2 separate regions of the Homo sapiens genome follow, and region 2 is linked to region 1. Evidence: chromatin loops called from intact Hi-C (ENCODE). Cell type or tissue: heart left ventricle. All regions are shown on one strand.

What was found. Peaks named below come from ENCODE experiments on the same cell type or tissue, not always from the same donor. Only the 100,000 strongest peaks of a DNase experiment are listed, where the experiment ranks them.
Region 2: a loop joins it to region 1, with 2.1 times the contacts of the local background. A loop is called at or near these places in 1 of 110 quality-filtered maps.

The regions. Positions count from the first base shown.
Region 1 is chr6:3,508,546-3,513,545 of GRCh38, reverse strand. No RefSeq gene overlaps it. Among named protein-coding and RNA genes, the nearest start is that of SLC22A23, 54 kb to the right of the region's middle. RefSeq lists a silencer at 1,797-2,091 and an enhancer at 1,600-2,452. In heart left ventricle, a CTCF peak has its summit at 1,936 (motif pointing right); a DNase peak (open chromatin) is centred at 1,918.
Region 2 is chr6:3,705,722-3,710,721 of GRCh38, reverse strand. The region is part of intron 1 of LOC100507336 (a long non-coding RNA gene); the gene reads left to right. Among named protein-coding and RNA genes, the nearest start is that of PXDC1, 43 kb to the left of the region's middle. In heart left ventricle, no CTCF peak of the experiment used is centred here; a DNase peak (open chromatin) is centred at 2,591.

The sequences.
Region 1 (5,000 bases):
CTTTGCCACCGAGCAGGTCTCAGAGCCTGCCTTCTTGCAGCTGTCAGGGTACATTCAGGACTCTCCAATATACGAGAAGCCCGGCAGGGCAGGACAGGGGCAGGCCTGGCTCCTTCTGTGTACCTGCAGCCCAGGTGGACGTCCACAGCTTGTCACGTCCCCTTGGAGCAAGCCAACACCTAGTCTTGAGAATTGGCATCCACACAGATGGAGGGGTCAGAAACCTGGTCATTGTTCTCCGCGGCACAATTTGCTCAGCCACGTCTTCAGCATAACTGTTAGACCCACTCGTCAAAGGTAATGTGGCCTGTGGGTTTGCTCATGATGCAGAAGTTCCACCAGAGCGCAGGTTTAGAAGACAGAGTTGGCAGTGGCTGGTGCGGAGGGGCTGGCTCCTGATTTGGAAGCTTTAAGCTTCTCAGGCTGCCAGGTGAATGGTCATGGCCTGCCCGAGGCCTCAGGTGTGACTTGTCCTGCTCCATCCATGGAGAGACAGCTCTGGTTCCACCGTCCAGTTATCCCCCAGGCCACCAGGAAAGGAATCCGGAACATCCTGCCCTGCAGCCTCTCCCCTCCTTCAAGGACACCTCAGTGCCACACACAGGGCCTTAAATCTGTCACCCCCAATCCTGGCAGCCTATTCCTTTCCTAGTTCCTCTTCAGCAGGCCCAGCAAAAATCCCTCCTCATTTTCACTAGGAAGCAGGGTCAGTTGGAGGCAGTGGGTACTTTGAGAAAGCTGCCATTTTCATAACATTTAATGCTATTCGGTATCTATCTAGAGGAGAAGCCGAGTGCCACGCTCAGCTCTCCTCCTGCCTTCCCCTCCAGCCAAGGCTCAAACTCCACACTTTTGTCCCAAGCAGTTCCACTCAAGCCCTCAATTTACGTATTTTGACCAGGAAACCAAAAAGCCCACAGGTGACTGGACTTGCATTCCTTAGGAGGGCACTTTGGTCAATTTAATGGAGTGGGAAGGGCTCACCCCTTGCACCAAAGTCAATATCCAAGGATTCTCTCCAGCCACATGGAGTCATCTCTCTGAGCCATGATCAGGTGGATAAATGTTGCTTTTCTCTTGCCCATTACATTTCTAGGACTGTGTTAGTGGGTGTTGGAGATCAGCCTCCTCAGAAGCAGACTTTGAGACCAGAATTTTCGTGCAAGCAATTTCTTCAGGCAGTTCTCCTGGAGAAACTGATCAACAGGCAGGAACAGCACAGCAGGAAAGGTAGGCACCCAAGCCAGGTGGTAAAAGCATTTTCTGCTTGATCCTGCAGAGAAATTTGGAGTGAAAATTACACCTCCTCAGAGTTTGTCCTGTGTCATAGCAAGGAACCTGAGCTTCCATATTCCTTCATCAATTAGTCATTGCCAAGGGCCATCCTCAAGGAGCTGTCATTCCTGGATACTTTCAGAACTCTAGGAATGGAGGCAAAGTGGCTGCACTCACCCAAGGGCAGCTGGGACACAGGTGCTGGCCATCAGAAGCAAAGCACAAGGATGCTAGGTGTCTTCATTCATTGTTGCGTTGCTATAAAGGAATACCAGAGGCTGGGTAATTTATAAAAAGGTTTACTTGGCTCACAGTTCTGCAGGCTGTACAAGAAGCACCAGCACCTTCTGGGGAGGGCTCAGGTGGCTTCCACTCATGGCAGAAGGTGAAGGGGAACCAGCGTGTGCAGGGAGGAAGCAAGAGAGGGGAGGAGGTACCAGGCTCCTTTAACAACCAGCTCTCTCAGGAACTAACAGAGCAAGAACTTACTTGCTCTGCTCCAAGGGAGGGCATTATCTACTCCTGAGGGCTCCACCCCCAAGACCCAAACACTTCCCATTATGTCCCACCTCCAACATTGGGATCAAATTTCAACAAGAGGTTTGGAAGGGTCACACATTCAAGCCACAGCCCCGGGGCTTGGGCACACAGCAACCAGGAGAGGGAGCCAAGGGGAGCTGGGTGGAGCACAACAGTGCTCATTGCAGTGACCTATGTTGAGTGGCACTTTGGGCAATTGCTGTCCACTGGCCACTCCTTAATCTGGCTCTGCCTAGGATTGGGGTTTAATAACCTAGTAGAATCCAATTATGACCCTGGCGTCATTAGGTAATCAAGATGAGCCTCAATCTCAATCCCTCTCCCTCTCCCTCTCTCTTTCTCTCTCTCTCTCTCTCTCTCTCTCTCTCTCACACACACACACACACACACACACACACAGCACAGCAGCAGAGCAGTTAGGAAACACAGGGCTTCATTTATAGATGGGCTCCAGAAAGCTGGCCCAGGTGGGAGGCACCTTCCTCTCCCTGTTCAGTACCATATCACCCCTCAGCACCCTTGCCATCCCGCTGCTCCTTCCTGCTCCCACCTCTCAGTGGTTCCGTGTTTGTCTGAAAAATAGCATCTGTTTCCTTTTGTCACTGACCCTCCGTCTTCTGAATCCATGGGATTTGTTTGTGAATCCTTTCCTGGAGCATACATAATTTGTGTATCAACCCTTCTCCCAGACTCCTGGAGGCTGGCTTCCTCACCACCCAGGTTACTGGCTCTCTGGAGCATCAGTCTGTGCTTTGTAAGGCAAAGAGGACTCCGTTCTGAGGATTACTGGTGTTTCTCACGATTTTGTTGTGGCTAGAAGCCTGACATTCTGCTGGAGATCACATCGTGGCCCCAGCCCTGAGGTGCACTGTGCAACCCTGGGCATTGCAGAGATTCCACAGCACACAAGGAGGTGCGCTCTAGAAGCAGCCGGCCAGCTTCCTGTCCCATCGCCACCATTCAAGAGGGGAGGATTAGTTCACTTTCCACATCTGTCAGTGGAGTTAGGAATAGAACCTCCCTATGAGCTTGTTCTGAGAAAACAAAGTCATGCGGGCAAATAGCACAGCACCTGCCTGGCCACCGTGAGCACTCTATGAATGGTGGTGGGGCCCTGGCAGCAGCAGCCAGTGTCGTTCCTATCACTGCCAGCATGAACCCAAGTAAGAGGCTTAGGGAGAGTCCCTCTCAGCTTCAAAAATCAAAATCAAACCTCATTTTCTGGTCACTGACACTAGGAAAACCCGTATATCAGCAGCAAGCTCTGTTCTGCTGCATGTACCTTTGGTCTTTGTAAGAAGAAAGAGCTTAGCACATGGCAGACACCCAGTAAAACTGGCTGCCTGGACCTGCTGCAGGATGAAGGGAACTTGTGACTGTGACTGTGTGTGTCATAAAAATAGTGATGATTAATTAAGGGAATAAAAAATAAGATTGACTTTTATGGATTAATTAATAGATTGACATTCTTCTGGGCTTTTGGACAATGTGTTAAAAAGCAGAAATCAAGCTCAAATGGCTAAAAGCAGGGAGGAGTTCATATCTTTTAACATCTCTTCTCCCTATTCACTCACACAAACTTTCTTTTGTTTTAATTCTATTCATGAATAATGTTATAGCTACAGAAGAGTTGCAAGAATAATATCAAGAATTCCTATATATTCTTCACCCAGATGACCAATTATGAAGTGTTGCCACATTTGCTTTATTACTCCTCTCTAAACATATGTGTGTATTACTATTTTTTGAACTATTTAAAACTTAATAGCAGACACCATGCCCTTACTCCTAAATAGCTCAGCATGGATTTTGTAAGAACAATAACTCTTATATAACCACAGTACAATGATTAAATTTAGGTAACTTAGCATTGAGACAATACCGTGATATAATCTACAGTGCATATTCAATTTTTTTAATTGCCATATTCATGTCCTTTATGGATATTTTTTCTCTGATCCAGGACCCAAAGGGGACCACACAGTGCATGGAGCAGTCATGTCTCCTTCATCTCCCTTCATCAGAACTTCAGCCTTTCATTGTCCTTAAAGATCCTGGTAGTTATGAAGAATACAGGCCACTTCTTTTAAAGAATGGCCCCCAATTTAATTTTGCATGACATGCTTTTATATTAGATTCAGGGCCCACATTTTTGGCAGGAATCCTGCTTGAGTGATGTGTTCACAGTGAATCCCTGAGTCTCCATGAGTCAGGAGGCATCTGTGTCACTCCATTCGTGTTGCCATCACAACATACCTGGTATTGGATAATTTATAAAGAACAGAAATTTATACCTCATAGTTTGGGAAGTCCAAGATCGAGGCACCAGCAGTTTCAGTGTCTGGTAAGCGCTTGGCCTCTGCTTCCTTGCTGCTGTGTCCTCCAGAGGGGACGAACACTGTGTCCTCATGTGTTGGGCAGAGGGCAAAAAAGCCCAGCTTGCTCCCTCCAGCCCTTTTATGAGGGCATTAATTCCATTCACAAGGACCGAACTTTCACGGCCTAAGCAAAGGCCTCACCTTCTAACAGCATCACCTTGGTGATTAGGTTTCAATATACTAATTTTGGAGGGACCCATTATACATTCAAACCATAGCAGTGCCTGATACTAGTTAATCCCATAGTTGTGAATGATAATTTCTCTTACTTGGTAAGGTAATGTCTGCCAGATTTCTTCAAAAATCACTGTTTTAAAGAAGAAAACAAATATATTATAAATATTTGAGTCTTCCATAAACAAATATACAAATTTAACACAATCTCTTAAAATCTCCTGGCAAGTTTCCTTCCTTCAGAAGTAGACAAACAGATGCATTAAAAAAAAAAAAAAAAACAAGCAAGCATAGCCCAGGAAAACTCTAAAACAGAAGAAAAATGAGGAGGGATTGGTCTCCCCAGCCTTTAAAACTCATCATAAGGCCTCGGTAATTAGTACTGAATGGCACATGAATAGCCCAATGGAACAGAAGAGAAAGTTCAGAAACAGACCCAAATGTGGCCAGGCACAGTGGCTCACGCCTGTAATCCCAGCACTTTGGGAGGCCGAAGTGGGTGGATCACAAGGTCAGGAGTTTGAGACCAGCCTGGCCAATATGGTAAAACCTCATCTCTACTAAAAATACAAAAATTCGCTGGACATGGTGGCGCACGTCTGTAGTCCCAGCTACTTGGGAAGCTGAGGCAGG
Region 2 (5,000 bases), 200 kb before region 1:
ATGTGCCCTAGGACTGGGACAGAGAAAAACAGGGTGAAGAAAGCAGGTGAAGATCAGAGTTTGTTTTGAATGTAACCAGCTTTGTGCATCGCTGTTTACACTTGTGGAACAAAGGCCCTGGGGCATGCTGTAGAATTTCAGCCTCCCTAGTGGACGTTGGCCCTGCTGTCCCTCTTGGAGGAGCTGAGATGCTGCCTGGCCCCCTTGCCCCCCAGACATAGGCACTCACACACAGAATGACTTCACGGCCCAGCCTCCTTGCTGCCTTTAACTCAGTGAATCTGCTGTCGCACTGTTTGTTGACCTGGAGGTACAAACGCCTGATTATAGTACAAGGAGTTGTCTCTTCCCTGGGTATTAAAAACATTATTAGGGGTCAAAATCTCAAACCAAGAGAGCAGGCTCTGATGGTTGGATTGCAGCACTCAGCCTGTGGGCAGAGGAAGGGTTGGAGATTCAGTGTCACAATAAATGCCTGGTCCTACCCAGAAGTTGACCCTGAAAATGTTGAGTATGGACCCTGAATTGTCTTAGCAAAGCTGTGATGAAATGACAAGCTTAGCTTCAGGACTAAGTGGACTTGTTAGAAACCAGTTTCCTCTATGAATGGACTTGATGGAAGGCCAAGCATGTGAGGGAAGCCCCCAGCCTACCACGCCATCTCCTGCTCGAAGCTTTTGGGAGTTTTCAGGAAAGTGCAGAGACTTGAGTTTCTGTAAAGCTGCCGGATAGCTGTGATCGTGACCTCAAAGTCCATCCTCCTTCACGGTCTTCCTTCCGCTGGAATTTGGTGTGATTAAAAGGATTTGGGCTTTAAGTCTGAGACACGTGGGTTTAAATCCTCCTTCCTGCCTGCCTGCATTCAGTCACTGGTCTCACAAATAGGTGTAGGACAGATACTCTGCGTGGGGTCTGGGGTTATAGACAAGGCAGACGAGGGTCCTGACGCTGAGGGGGTTTACGTTTTAGCTGGAATGACATGCAATGCAGTGGTAAGTTACAACAGGGATTGTGACCAGGTAAGTGCATGTCTATGGAAAAACAATGTGGCTGCGGGTCTGAGGGGGCTTTCGTGAGTGACTTAACTGAGTGCTGAAATGTGGAAAGAGGGTAAGTGAGGGGGGTGGGATGTAGGGAAGAGCAGCCAGAGAGAGAACAGCATGTGCAAAGGCCCTGAGGCAAGAAGGAATCTGGCCCAAGCATGTGGCACTTCAGTTTACTACCTGCTTCCCTACATTGCTCAAGAAGAGTGAGTTAGGCTGGGCACAGTGGCTCAGGCCTGCAATCCCAGCATTTTGGGATGCCAGGGCTGGGGGATGGCTTGAGGCCAGGGGTTTGAGACCAACCTGGGCAACATAGCGGGACCCCCATCTCTACAAAACATTTTTAAAAAGTATCCAAAGGCAGTGATACACATGTGTACTCCTAGCTACTCAGGAGGCTGGAGGATTACTTGAGCACAGGAGGTCAAGGATGCAGAGCTATGATTGCACCACTGCACACTGCACTTCAACCTGGGTGACAGTGTGAGCCCCTGTCAAAGAAAAAGTGCATTGTAAAGAACAATGAGTGTGAAGTGCCATATTGGCTGGCTCATAATAGGTCTTCTGTCCAAGGACTTTGAGTGTCCACCTCCTCCTTATTAAAGCCCTCTCAAACTTTGCTTTTCTTGAAAAGAGTGGAATTTAGATGATTTTGCAGCAATTGGGATCCAGGAAGCCAGAAGCCCCACATAGCCCAGGACTGGCCTGTGAATGATAAAGAGGTGGAATTGTGTTATTGAGCAAACAAGTAGGTGGCAGATGCTGCTGCCTCAACCAGCTCTTGGTGGGATCGGCTACAAGGGTGTGCATTTTCCACTGTACCTACCTTTGTCCAAAAATTACTGGTTCCTTCCTCACACTGCATGAACAAGCCACATGACTATAGGATTTCTCAGAGATAGGTCTCAACTGAGCCTTAATTATTCATATGGATGGATTAATTATGATGAATCAAGGGGTGCAGCATGTGGGTTCACCAGTAAAACAAGAGCCCGTGTGGACAGAGTTTGGCAGAGACAGGACCTGCTGCTCCGCCCAATTTAATTTAATGCATGCCTGGGCAGAGGGGTTTCTTCAGTCCTGACTTACCCTTGACTTCCCGGCTACACTCTGTGGGTTTCAGGAGTGACTTCTCTAACACCTTCTGGACCAGGAGGAGAAGCATTGTTAGGGCCTGTCCCCGGGGTCCTGGGCTCCAAGGCCGGGCTGTGTTGATCTTGAATTGATGATGGCTCTGCTGAGGTTGCTTTTGTGTTTGCTTCTTGATCGCTTGTTGTGAAATGTGTTCAGTAGTAGTCATGAAGCAGATCTTTGGCATAAATTTTCATCCCAGCAAGCAGTGCATGAAATTGAAAATCAGCAGAGCCAAGGAGAGGGAGCCCAGGCTCCCGACAAATGTGGACTCCTTGGAGATGTCCCACCTGGATGGCGGGAACAGCCTCTCTGGGGCCTCTGAGTGCTCTGCTGCCCCACATCACCTCCTCACCCTGGCAGAGCCCGGCTCTCTCCAGGGACTCCACTTTCCTTTCACTGCTTCCAGGGGAGGCTGCTAATTTTCCGTGTCCTCCAAGATTTGCACATTACCACTTGCAGATCAAAAGCTCTCTCCCGCACAAGCACCAGTATCTCTGAGGCTCCAGCTCCGCCAACCTCCATTCCATCATCCAGGGCCTCATAGCTCCTCACAGTGCCCCCTCACTTGCAGGCATGCTGACGGTGCAGCCTTAGCACCTCGTGCTCTAGCCCTCCAAACACACTGCCTTCTGCTGGCCTCAGACACGCACTCCCACAGCCACAAGCTGGACTCTGATGATATGAAACTGCAACCTATAAAAGAATAAAATCAAACCTGCCACTCTTTGGCTGCAACCTCTTGCTCTTTCTAGCTCAGTGTCCTACTGATTCTAACTGCAATCAAAAGCATATGTGTATGTGTTTGTGTGCATGTGTGTGTATATACATATGTGTATATATAGTGTGTATATATATAGTGTATATGTACATATTTGTGTATATATATACACTTGTATATATACAAGTGTATATATGTCTGTATATATACACACTATATATACACATATATACATGTGTATATATAATTATGGTAAAATATAGATAAAATTATTTAAACCATTTTTAAGTGTACAGTCCAGTGGCAATTAAGTACATTTATAATGTTGTGCGACAATTGCCACCATCCATCTCCAGAACTTTTCTATCTTCCCAAACCAAAACTGCACCCCTTAAACGCTAACCCCCAATTCTTCTCCCCCAGCTCCTGGCAATCCCCCTACTATTTTCTGTCTCTGAGAGTCTGACTCCTCTGGGTACCTCATACGAGTGGAATCACACGGTATTTGTCTCTCTGGGGACTGGCTTGTTTAGCATAACATTTTCAGGTTTCCCTCATGTTGTGGCATGTGACAGGATTTCCTTCCTCTTTAAGGCTGAATCATATTCCATTGTGTGAATATATTACATTTTGTTTAGCTACTCCTCCACTGATGAATACTTGGGTTTCCACTTTTCAGCTGTTGTGAATAATGCTGCTAGGAACAAAGTATGTATTTGAGCCCCTCCTTTCAATTATTTTGGGTGTATACCCAGAAGTGGAATTGCTGGATCACATGGTAACTCTGTTTAACTTTTGAGGAACTGCCAAACTGTTTTTCTCAGCAACTGCACCATTTTACATTCCCACTAGTAATCTGCAAGGGATCCAATTTCTCCACATCCTCGCCAGCACTTGCTATTTTCCATTTTGTTTGTTTGTGTTTAAATAATAGCCACCCTAATGGGTATAAAGTGATAGTGTATTATGGATTTGACTTGCATTTTGATTTGCATTTCCCTAATGATAGTGAAGCCAAGCTTCTTTTCATGTGTTTATTGACCGTTTGTGTGTCTTTGGAGAGATGTCTTCTTTGGAGAAATGTCTATGCAAGTCCTTTGCCCATTTTTGAATTGGGTGGCTTGTTTTTTTGTGTTGCATTGTGGGAGTGCTCTATGTATTTTTGGTTGGCAGTTTTTTCTCCCATTCCATGGGTTGCCCTTTCACCGTGTCCTTTGATGCACAACAGTTTTTAATCTCGTTTAAGTCCAAGTGATCTATTTTTCCTTCTGTCACTTGCACTTTTGTCGTCATACCCAAGAAATCATTGCCAAAGCCAGTGTTGTGAAGCTTTTATGTTTTCCTGTAGATTTTTATTAGTTTTAGCTTTAATGTTTATGTTTCTGATCCATTTTGAGTTAATTTTTGTATATCATGTAAGGAAAGGGTTCAAATTTATTCTTCGGCATATGAATATCCAGTTTTCTCGGCATTATTTGGTAAAAAGTCTGCCCTCTTTCCATTGAATGATTTGGTACCCTTGCAAATCATTTTGCTGTGTGTGCAAGCGTTTATTTTGGGGCACTCTATTCTAATCCATTGGTTTGTATGTCTGTCTTTAGGCCAGTACCTCATTGTTTTGCCTACTGTAGATGTGTAGTAGGCAATCAGGAAGTCCAAGACATCCCCCTTGACTGTTTTTATCCCCTGAGATTGCTTTGGTTATTTAGGGTCTCTTGAAATTCCTTATAAATTTTAAGATCAGATTTTCCATGTGCAAAATGTTTTGACTTATTAGGTTCTTTCAATTCATTGATCTCACTCATTTCTCTCTACCATTAATCCTCTTACATTCTCTTCCATGGTCATCATTATCATTGCTTTCTTGCAAGCATTCTCAACTTTCTTGCCCCTCTCTTCAGCACACAAACTTGGGTTCCAACCATCTGCCTTCTGCTGCCTGAACTAATGTGTAACTACTACTATTATTGCTGATGCTACTGTTAGGATAATAAGAACAGCTAATACAGGTTAAATGATCGCTAGGAGCCAGACACAGTTCTAAGCATTCCCTATGAATTAACTCACCCAGTTCCTTTAATTCAGTGGAATATTGCTGCAGAATA